Regions from separate parts of the Homo sapiens genome. Here region 2 is linked to region 1. A link is an interaction called in ENCODE POLR2A ChIA-PET data of the cell type or tissue named here. Cell type or tissue: K562. All regions are shown on one strand. Links, peaks and the distances in the headings refer to the core of each region. The heading gives the core; the rest is flanking DNA. Region 1 overlaps DNAAF1 (dynein axonemal assembly factor 1). Region 2 has its middle 14 kb from the start of WFDC1.

Region 1 (4,386 bases), core at 188-4,187:
GGAGGTGGAGGCTGCAGTGAGCCAAGATCGCGCCACTGCACTCCAGCCTGGGAGACAGAGCGAGACTCTGTCTCCAAAAAAAATTATAAATAAATAAGGAACATAGTTTAAAAAGTGTCCTCGAGGCGCTGGGCATGGTAGCTCATGCTTGTAATCCCAGCATTTTGGGAGGCCCAGGCAGGTGGATCATTTGACATCAGGAGTTCAAAACCAGCCTGACAAACATGGTGAAACCTCATCTCTAGTGAAAAAAAAATACAAAAAAATAATAATAGCTGGGCGGGGTGGCACATGCCTATAATCCCAGCTACTAGAGAGACTGAGGCAGGAGAAGCGCTTGAACCCAGGAGACAGAGGTTGCAGTGAGTCACCGCATTGTAGTCTGGGTGATGAAGTGAGACTCTCTAAAAAAAAAAAAAAAAAAAAAAAAAAAAGTATCCTTGAGGGATGTTCATTAGTGTTGTTTATAATGGATAATAATGGGAGCCAAATGCCTACGGAAGGCACTGCCAAGCACAGCCCTTTAATGGAACAGGTCACAGCTATCAAGAAAATAGAATGCAGGCAGTTCTTAGGAGATGCACGCTGAAGCACTGGGGGTTTAAGGGCTGTGACGTTTGCCTTTATCTTCAAATGGTTCAGGGGAAAAGCAAAGTGTGTGTGTGTGTGTGTGTGTGTGTGTGTATGTGGCAAATGTGTAGCAAATTATGAAAAACCACAGAATCTATTAATAAATGCAGACATACAGCTATCCGTTTTACTATTCTTTCAGCTTTTCTGAAAATTTTTAACATTTCAAAACAAAAAGTTAGGAAAAGACAATATATGCAGTAAGAAAATGTCTATTGTATGGAAAATAGTTATAGTATGCTAATTCAAAAGACTAGACAGGAAGCAACATATTTCTGCCATTTTTATATAAAAATGTATGTGTGGCCAGGTGCAGTGGCTCACGTCTGTAATCCCAGCACTTTGGGAGGCCGAGGCGGGAGGACTGCTTGAGGCCAGGAGTTCGAGACCAGCTTGGCCAACATAGCAAGGCCCTGTCTCTAAAAAATAAAAATAAAAATATTAGTCAAAGGTGTTCACACCTTAATGTCAGAATATGAATACGTTACCTTACACGGACAAAGGAACTGTGCAGATGTGATTAGGATCTAGAACCCTGAGATCAGGAAATTGTCCTGGGTTATCCAGGCAGGTTCAAAAGAATCACAAGAGCCCTCAGAATAGGGAGGCAGGAGCGTCAGAGTCAGAATGAGGCTGGAAGATGCCACACTGCTGGCATGGAAGTTGGAAGAAGGGGCCACGAGCCAGGGAACGCAGGCGGCCTCTAGGAGGTGAGAAAGGCAAGGAAGCGGGTTCTCCCCTGGGGCCCCCAGAAGGTACACAACCCTGAGACACCTCGATTTTAGCTCAGTGAAACCCATTTTGGGCTTCTGACCCACAGAACTGCAATAGGGTAAAACAGATTTGTGGGGTTTTTTTTTTTTTGAGATGGAGTTTCGCTCTTGTCGCCCAGGCTGGAGTGCGATGGTGCGATCTCGGCTCGCTGCAACCTCTGCCTCCCAGGTTCAAGCAATTCTCCTGCCTCAGCCTCCCAAGTAGCTGGGATTATAGGCTTGTGCCACCACGCCCAGCTAATTTTTTCTATTTTTAGTAGAGACGGGGTTTCTCCATGTTGTTCAGGCTGGTCTCCAACTCCTTACCTCAGGTGATCCACCCGCCTCAGCCTCCCAAAGTGCTGGGATTACAGGCATGAGCCACCACACCCGGCCAGATTTGTATTCTTTTAAGCCACTAATTTTGTGGTAATTTGTTGTGGCAGCTGTGAAATTACAAGATACATAGATCTCTGAAACAGAGCTCCTAAAACCCCTGTACATAGGGGTGCTAGGAGGCTCTTTTGTTCTAATATTTGGTCTTCAACCCCAGTTTCCTGACACAGAGCTCCTAAGACCTGCATCCAGAGTGACAGGCACATCTTTTGTTCGAATGGGGCGGCTCTTGGGGGTGGGGTGGCTTCTGGAGCACAGAGACCAAGCCATGATAAGAGGCTTGGAGCTTTCAGCTGGGGCTTCAGAGAGGGCAGAGGGGCTGGAAATGGAGCTAATCATCCATCATGCCCACGTGCTGGAGCTTCTGGAAAACCCCCTAAACTGTGGGGTTCAGAGAGCTTCCAAGTTGCTGAACACTGGAGTTACCTGGAGCGGGGTGTGGCCAGAGAGGGTATGAAGCTCCGCCCCTTCCCACAGACCCTTCCCTAAGCTCCACTTCATCTTGCTGTTCATCTGCATCCCTTATTTTATCCTTTATTAATATAATAACCCAGAAAATATAAGTGTTCTCTGGAGTTCTGTGAGCCATCATAGCAAATTATCAAACCCAAAGAGAGGGTCATGGGAACCCTAATTTTATAGCCATTCTGTTAGAAGTACAGGCGACACCCTGAGACTCGCGGTTGGCATTGGAAGTGGAGAGTCATCTTGCGAGACCATTGCCCATCACTTGTGCGGTTAGTGTCAGGATGGAAATGAATTGCAGGACAGCCGGCTGGTGTCAGAGAATTGGTGGGTGTGGGGACACCCTGCACATTGCGTGACCACAAGTGTGCTGAGTGTTGAGAGTGTGGGAGAAGAAAACAACCTATTTGAGTTTTCCTACTTTCAGCAGCCGCAGAAAACTAATACATCATTTATTTTGAAAAACTGTTCCAATCAGTAAAAGTGGTTTGAAACAGCTCATCACTGTTTGAGGTTCTCACTGGTGCTGGCAGGTAGGTGAGGCCAACTGCAGATGGATCTGCAGGTTGTGAGGAAATGGTTTTAAAAAAATCCCTGGCCAGGTGCAGCAGCTCATGCCTATAATCCCAGCACTTTGGGAAGCCAAGGTGGGTGGAGCACTTGAGCCCAGGAGTTTGAGACCAGCGTGGGCAACATAGTAAGACCCCATCTCTACAGAAATTCTTTTTTTTAATTAGCTAAGCATGGTGGTGCACACCTGTAGTCCCAGCCACTTAGGAAGCTGAGGTGAGAGGATCACTTGAGGCAGAGGTTGCAGTGAGCCAAGATTGTGCCACTGCACTCTAGCCTGGGCAACAGAGTAAGATCCTGTCCCAACCAAAAAAAAAAAAAAAAAAAAGAAAAAAAGAAAATCCAAGGCTGGGCACAGTGGCTCACGCCTGTAATCCCAGCACTTTGGGAAGCCAAGGCAGGCAGATCACTTGAAGCCAGGAGTTCGAGACGAGCCTGGACAACATGGCGAAATCCCATCTCTACTAAAAATACAAAAACTAGCCAGGCATGGTGGTACGTGCCCATAATCCCAGCTCTGGGGAGGCTGAGGCACGAGAATTGCTTGAACCCGGGAGACAGAAGTTGCAGTGAGCCAAGATCACACTGCTGCACTCCAACTTTGCAACCTCAGTGACAGAGCAAGACTCTGTCTAAAAAAAAAAAAAAAAAAAAAAAAAAATTCCCAAGATTAAAGACTGGGTTTGAGAGCTTAGACTTGCCTAATCTCAAAGGAACTCTGGGGCTGTTGTCTTCGGCCGAGCGCATACCTCTCTCTTGACTCTCTCTCTGTCTTTTCCTCTCCTCTGCCCGCTGCTTGATCATGGCCAAGGCTTCAATGCTGTCTGTGATCTTCTTCCGCTCCCTGCTCTCCCACTGCTGTCTCTCCTCCTTTTCAGCTGCGTACCCTCCCCTAGCCCAGGCCTCCGCACAAGCTCTGTTTAAAAAACAAAGAAACATAAATAGGGGAGGTGAACTCCAAACATACACTGTCTGATCAACTTGCTCATTTTCTTCAAAATCAAAGCAAAGTGAGCATCAGACATGTGACTGCAAGGATAAAAGTTCCACATGTAAATTTTATTATTTAAGGTGGAACAGTCTGCAAAGCCTTCTTAGATGTGGCACCAAAAGCACAAGTGACAAGAGAAAAAATAGAGAAATCGGACTCCATCAAAATTAAAAATTTTTGTCATGCAAAGTATACCATAAATAAAGTATTATTTTAAAAAACCAGCAGGGCACAGTGGCTCATGCCTGTAATCCTAGCACTTTGGAGGCCAAAGTGGGAGGACCACTTGAGCCCAGGAGTTCGAGATCAGCCTGGGCAACATAGCAAAACCCTGTCTCTACTGAAAAAAAGTAAAAAGACAACTCAAAGAATGTGAGAAGATACTTGCAAATCATATATTTGATAAGGGTCTTGTACCTGGAAAATATAAATAAGCCTCACAACTCATTAATAAAAAGATGACACAATTTCAAAATGAGCAAAGTTTTAAAAAAATGAAAAGGCAGGCTACAGACTGGGAGAAAATATTTGCAAAAAAAGATAACTGGGAAAGGGCTTGGATCCAAAACATACAAAGAACTT
Region 2 (4,386 bases), core at 147-4,146, 110 kb before region 1:
ATCTCAACCCTTAGCAAGACAGTCGGTCCCTTTCTCCTGGAAATGTTCCCTGATCTCCAGGCCAGCTCAGTTCCCCTAGAGAAGACTTTCATAGCCCTTGTCCCTCTGCTTGACAGCACCTATGCAACCCTGAAGTTGGAAGTGACATTTCTTTCCTTTTTTTTTTTGAGGCAGAGTCTCGCTCTGTCGCCCAGGCTGGAGTGCAATGGCGCTATCTAGGCTCGTTGCAAGCTCCGCCTCCCAGGTTCACGCCATTCTCCTGCCTCAGCCTCCCGAGTAGCTGGGACTACAGGCACCCGCCACTGCGCCTGGCTAATTTTTTTTTGTATTTTTAGTAGAGATGGGGTTTCACCATGTTACCCAGGATGGTCTCGATCTCCTGACCTCGTGATCCGCCCGCCTCGGCCTCCCAAAGTGCTGGGATTACAGGCGTGAGCCACCGTGCCCGGTGGAAGCGACATTTCTGTCAATGCCTGACTCTCCCACGGGATGGTGGGCACCCTAAGTACAGGGACTGAGTCTTTTTTGTTTTCTTTCTCATCTACTGTGCACCTCGCACACACAGTAGGAGCTCAGAGAATGTTCACCGAAGGCATCCATGGGTGCTCCTGCCCTCCCAACCCAGTGCTTCTGCCCTGACTCTGCAGGGCCTTCCTCAGACAGTCAGCAACCTGAGGGTCATCCACTTCCTGACGTCACACTTCCCAGACCTGGCTGGCCTGGCCCCCACATCTGCAGCAGCACAACGTTGCAAATGTACTAAATGCCATTGAATTTTACACTTTCCAACTGTGAACTTTTTTTTTTTTTTTTTTTTGGAGATGGAGTCTCGCTCTGTCTCACCAAGGCTGGAGTGCAGACCTGTGATCTTGGCTTACTGCAGCCTCTGCCTCCCGGTTGCAAGCGATTCTCCTGCCTCAGCCTCCCGAGTATAGTAGCTGGGATTACAGGCACATGCACCACACCCGGCTATTTTTTGTATTTTTAGTAGAGATGGGGTTTTGTCATGTTGGCCAGGCTGGTCTCAAACTCCTGGCCTCAAGTGATCCGCCCGCCTTGGCTTACCAAAGTGCTGGGATTACAGGTGGGAGCCACGGCGCCCAACCTACACTGATTAACTTTTTGAGTTTTACTTCCATGAAAAAATAAGGTAGAAAAAAAAAAGGACCTGCTAGAAGAAACCGATTTGAGGACTCCACGCCCCACACCCCACACCCCAGGTCAGGGCAAGAAAAGTGAGCTCCAGCCCCCCAATGTCATTGCTTTGTCAGTCCATCGCTCATCCCCCCACCCCGCTGTGGTGGGCTGGGTGGGGGCTCAGGGTCCTCTGCGGCAGGTCAAAGTCAGACGATCCAGGAAGATGTTGGTGTTGGCTTCATAAAAGCTGATCCAGGCAGAACCATTCAAAGCTGTCACTTGCCAGGAATGTCATTAACAAATAACCAACTGTAAGTCTAGAAAAGCTGGACGTCAGGCCATCCCCCTCTGCTGATGCGTCTCCCAGGAGGTGAGCTTGCAATTTCACAAGCTCTTCCCAGAGTACACCAACTTTCCAGGAAAGTAACTGCTTCCCACCTTCCTACACACCAGCTCCACCTGTGTTTCTGGGGATGCCCCATGGCGGGCCCTGGTGATGACGGGTAGGGGTCCTGGTAGGCGAGGGGACCTGGGCAAAATGTCAGCGGGTTCCCTCCGTCATGAAGGGGGCCATCAGTCAGAAGGCAAAGATCATGAAGACCGATGCTGTAAGGACACAAAAGCCTAAGAAAGCCTGGGAAAGTGACTTTAGGCACGTTAGGGAATTGGACAACCCCCTTAAGACTGGGCGGGAAGGAGCGGTGTCCAGCGGGTGACTTCTAAACCCACAGAAGAGAGGAAGCCGGCCAGTCAAGTAAGTGGAGGCCATGGTGGAAGGAATTTCCATGACACCTGCCCCTGGCTCTAATCCCTGCTGGACTCTAAACTCATGAGGGTCTTGAGGGGCAGAACGGCTCTTGCTGGATCCAGAGATGAGAGGAGAAATTGAAGGGCAGTGACAGCAGAGTTTCAAAGCAAGCCCCTCCTTAGTGGTGATGGTGGCTGATTGCCCAAGAGCCAACCAGGTATTCCTTCCCCCTTTTATTGGTGATTGGTTCAGGCATCAGTCTGTCATCTGATTTGGACCAATGAGGTGGGAGGGAAGTCAGGTTAGGGGCTTCTGGGAAAGTGGTCCTCATACCTCAGAGATGCAGGAAAGTGATGGTTCAGGTGCACGTCTGGACTTTACCCAGCAGGGATACGATGCCCAGATCTGCAACAGCCACTCTGTGACTGTGAGGAAGGCCAATCAGAGGGTGAGGCCAACACTGACATGATGGCGTTTGGCAGTGGGGGGACGGGCGGGGTGGGGGACGATCCTGAGTCCCTGGTGATATCGCTGAGCTGTTGAATTTAGTCAATCTCGGAGCCAGCCTACCTCTGGACTTCTTGTTACATGGGACAAACTAATCTTCTTTAGGGTTAAGCTAGTTGAGTTGAGCTTTTGCTGACCACCAACTACATCCTGACTGATACACATCACGTTCTCATCCAGCCAGACTGATGAGCAGCTGTGAAAGCAGAAGGGAAAAGGGAGTGGAGTGACTCATATTTCATGAGCAACTACTGTGTGCCCTACCCTGTGTGTAGGTCTCTCCTTAGTCCTCTTACCAGCCCTTTGAGGTGCCGATTACTATTGTGACCCCACTTAACAGAAGAGGAAACCAAGGCTGAGAGGTGAAGACACTGCCCGATTCCACCTGGTGGGACTGGGATGTGAACCCAGTTCCACTTATGCACCTGGCCAACCTGCTTTCCGGAGAACAGTGACAGAGCTGCCCTGGCAGGGAAGGGAAGCCTCAGCTTGAGCTGAGCCACCTTTTCCTGGGAATATCCCTTGTTACCTAAGAGCTCAGGACACTGACCTGCCTGATGATCCGCAGCCATCCAGAGCCAGGAGCCCACCCAAGAGAGATCAGGAACTCAACTGGATGCCATTCAACCACGGGCCCCACTGTCACGACCTGCATGGAGACGCCGCATGGAACCCTTCGTTCTTCCTTCCTGGAGGTCAGTGACAGCTTGGAGTGATCCATGGGACAGTAGAGCACACTGAGCTCTCCGATGACCATCCTGGCAGGGACCTTGGGGAACACGTTAGCATGGCAGGAGTTTAAAAAGAGAGAAAGAAAGAGTCCTTGATCCTTATTATGCAGCGCCTGGTGCAAATAAATCTATCGCTTGCAAAAACAAGCTGTCCTATAATAAATCACAGCGTGATGGGCGCATAAATCCAGAACTCAAGCTCCCAGCCGCTGCCTGGCCGGGCATGTGGGGCTCACACACAGCAGGCCTGTGGGAAAGGCAACAGCCCCCGCTCAGGCCCACGCGCCTGCTCAGCCTTTCCCTTTCCTCAAGAACAGGCCTCCCATGGTTTCTCTAACGCTTATTTTTTATTTTATCTATTTATTTTTGAGATGGAGTCTTGCTCTGTCACCCAGCTTAGAGTGCAGTGGCACAATCTCAGCCCACTGCAACCTCCGCCTCCCACGTTCAAGCGATTCTCCTGCCTCAGCCTTCTGAGTAGCTGGGACTACAGGCTCCCACCACCATGCCTGGCTAATTTTTGTACTTTTAGGAGAGACAGGGTTTCACTGTGTTGGCCAGGCTGGCCTTGAACTCCTGACCTCAGGTGATCTGCCCCCCTTGGCCTCCCAAAGTGCTGGGATTATGGGTATGAGCCACTGCATCTGGCCTATATTTTCATTTTTCTAATAACAAAGGCACAGGTTTTTTATTAATCAGTGGGAAAATGGAAACAATCTTGGATATTGAAAACAGAGGAGATTAATGCAGAGAATTGGCTATACAAGGAACAGAAGGGCCAAGAAACCACATAAGAGATGACCAGGCAACCCAGAGATGAATGGCAAGAAGCACTGCCCCATCTGCAGGGCGAGCAACAAACAGAGGAGGGGGCATTTCTACCACCCAGGATCTAGGGCTGCAGGAGGAAGCTGGAATCACAGTAGCCTGCCCAGTAAAGCTGGGGCCACGGAGGGTGCATGGCCACTGGTAGAAACCCCGTCCAAGGAGAGACCTGTCCAGAGAGATGGGGAGAAATGCCCTGGCTTCCCTCTTCCTCCCCTTCAGACTCCCCACAATGCTGCCTATTGGCTGAGCCTAGTGACAGAAGGAGAGCCAGGGACACGCTGCTTGCAAGAGGCAGTCCCTTGTGATGTCCTGCAGAGCAGGAGTGGGGGAAGGGAAGAAGCGACAGCAGACTCAGGACCAGCACGTGTATTCACTGCAAAATACATGCCCTCCCGCATCAAAAAGGTTACCATCTTTATTTCCTCTCTGCCTTTC

Evidence for each region. Peaks named below come from ENCODE experiments on the same cell type or tissue, not always from the same donor. Only the 100,000 strongest peaks of a DNase experiment are listed, where the experiment ranks them.
Region 2: POLR2A ChIA-PET joins it to region 1 with 5 read pairs; 2 of 35 experiments call an interaction of 5 or more read pairs at or near these places.

What each region holds. Positions count from the first base shown.
Region 1 is chr16:84,165,126-84,169,511 of GRCh38, reverse strand. DNAAF1 (dynein axonemal assembly factor 1) reads right to left here. Exons shown (of 12, transcript NM_178452.6): 7 at 3,563-3,729. Among named protein-coding and RNA genes, the nearest start is that of TAF1C, 20 kb to the left of the region's middle. In K562, for the core only: no CTCF peak of the experiment used is centred there; no DNase peak of the experiment used is centred there; H3K27me3 peaks cover 1,881 bases.
Region 2 is chr16:84,279,019-84,283,404 of GRCh38, reverse strand. No RefSeq gene overlaps it. Among named protein-coding and RNA genes, the nearest start is that of WFDC1, 14 kb to the left of the region's middle. In K562, for the core only: no CTCF peak of the experiment used is centred there; a DNase peak (open chromatin) is centred at 2,104; H3K27me3 peaks cover 3,713 bases.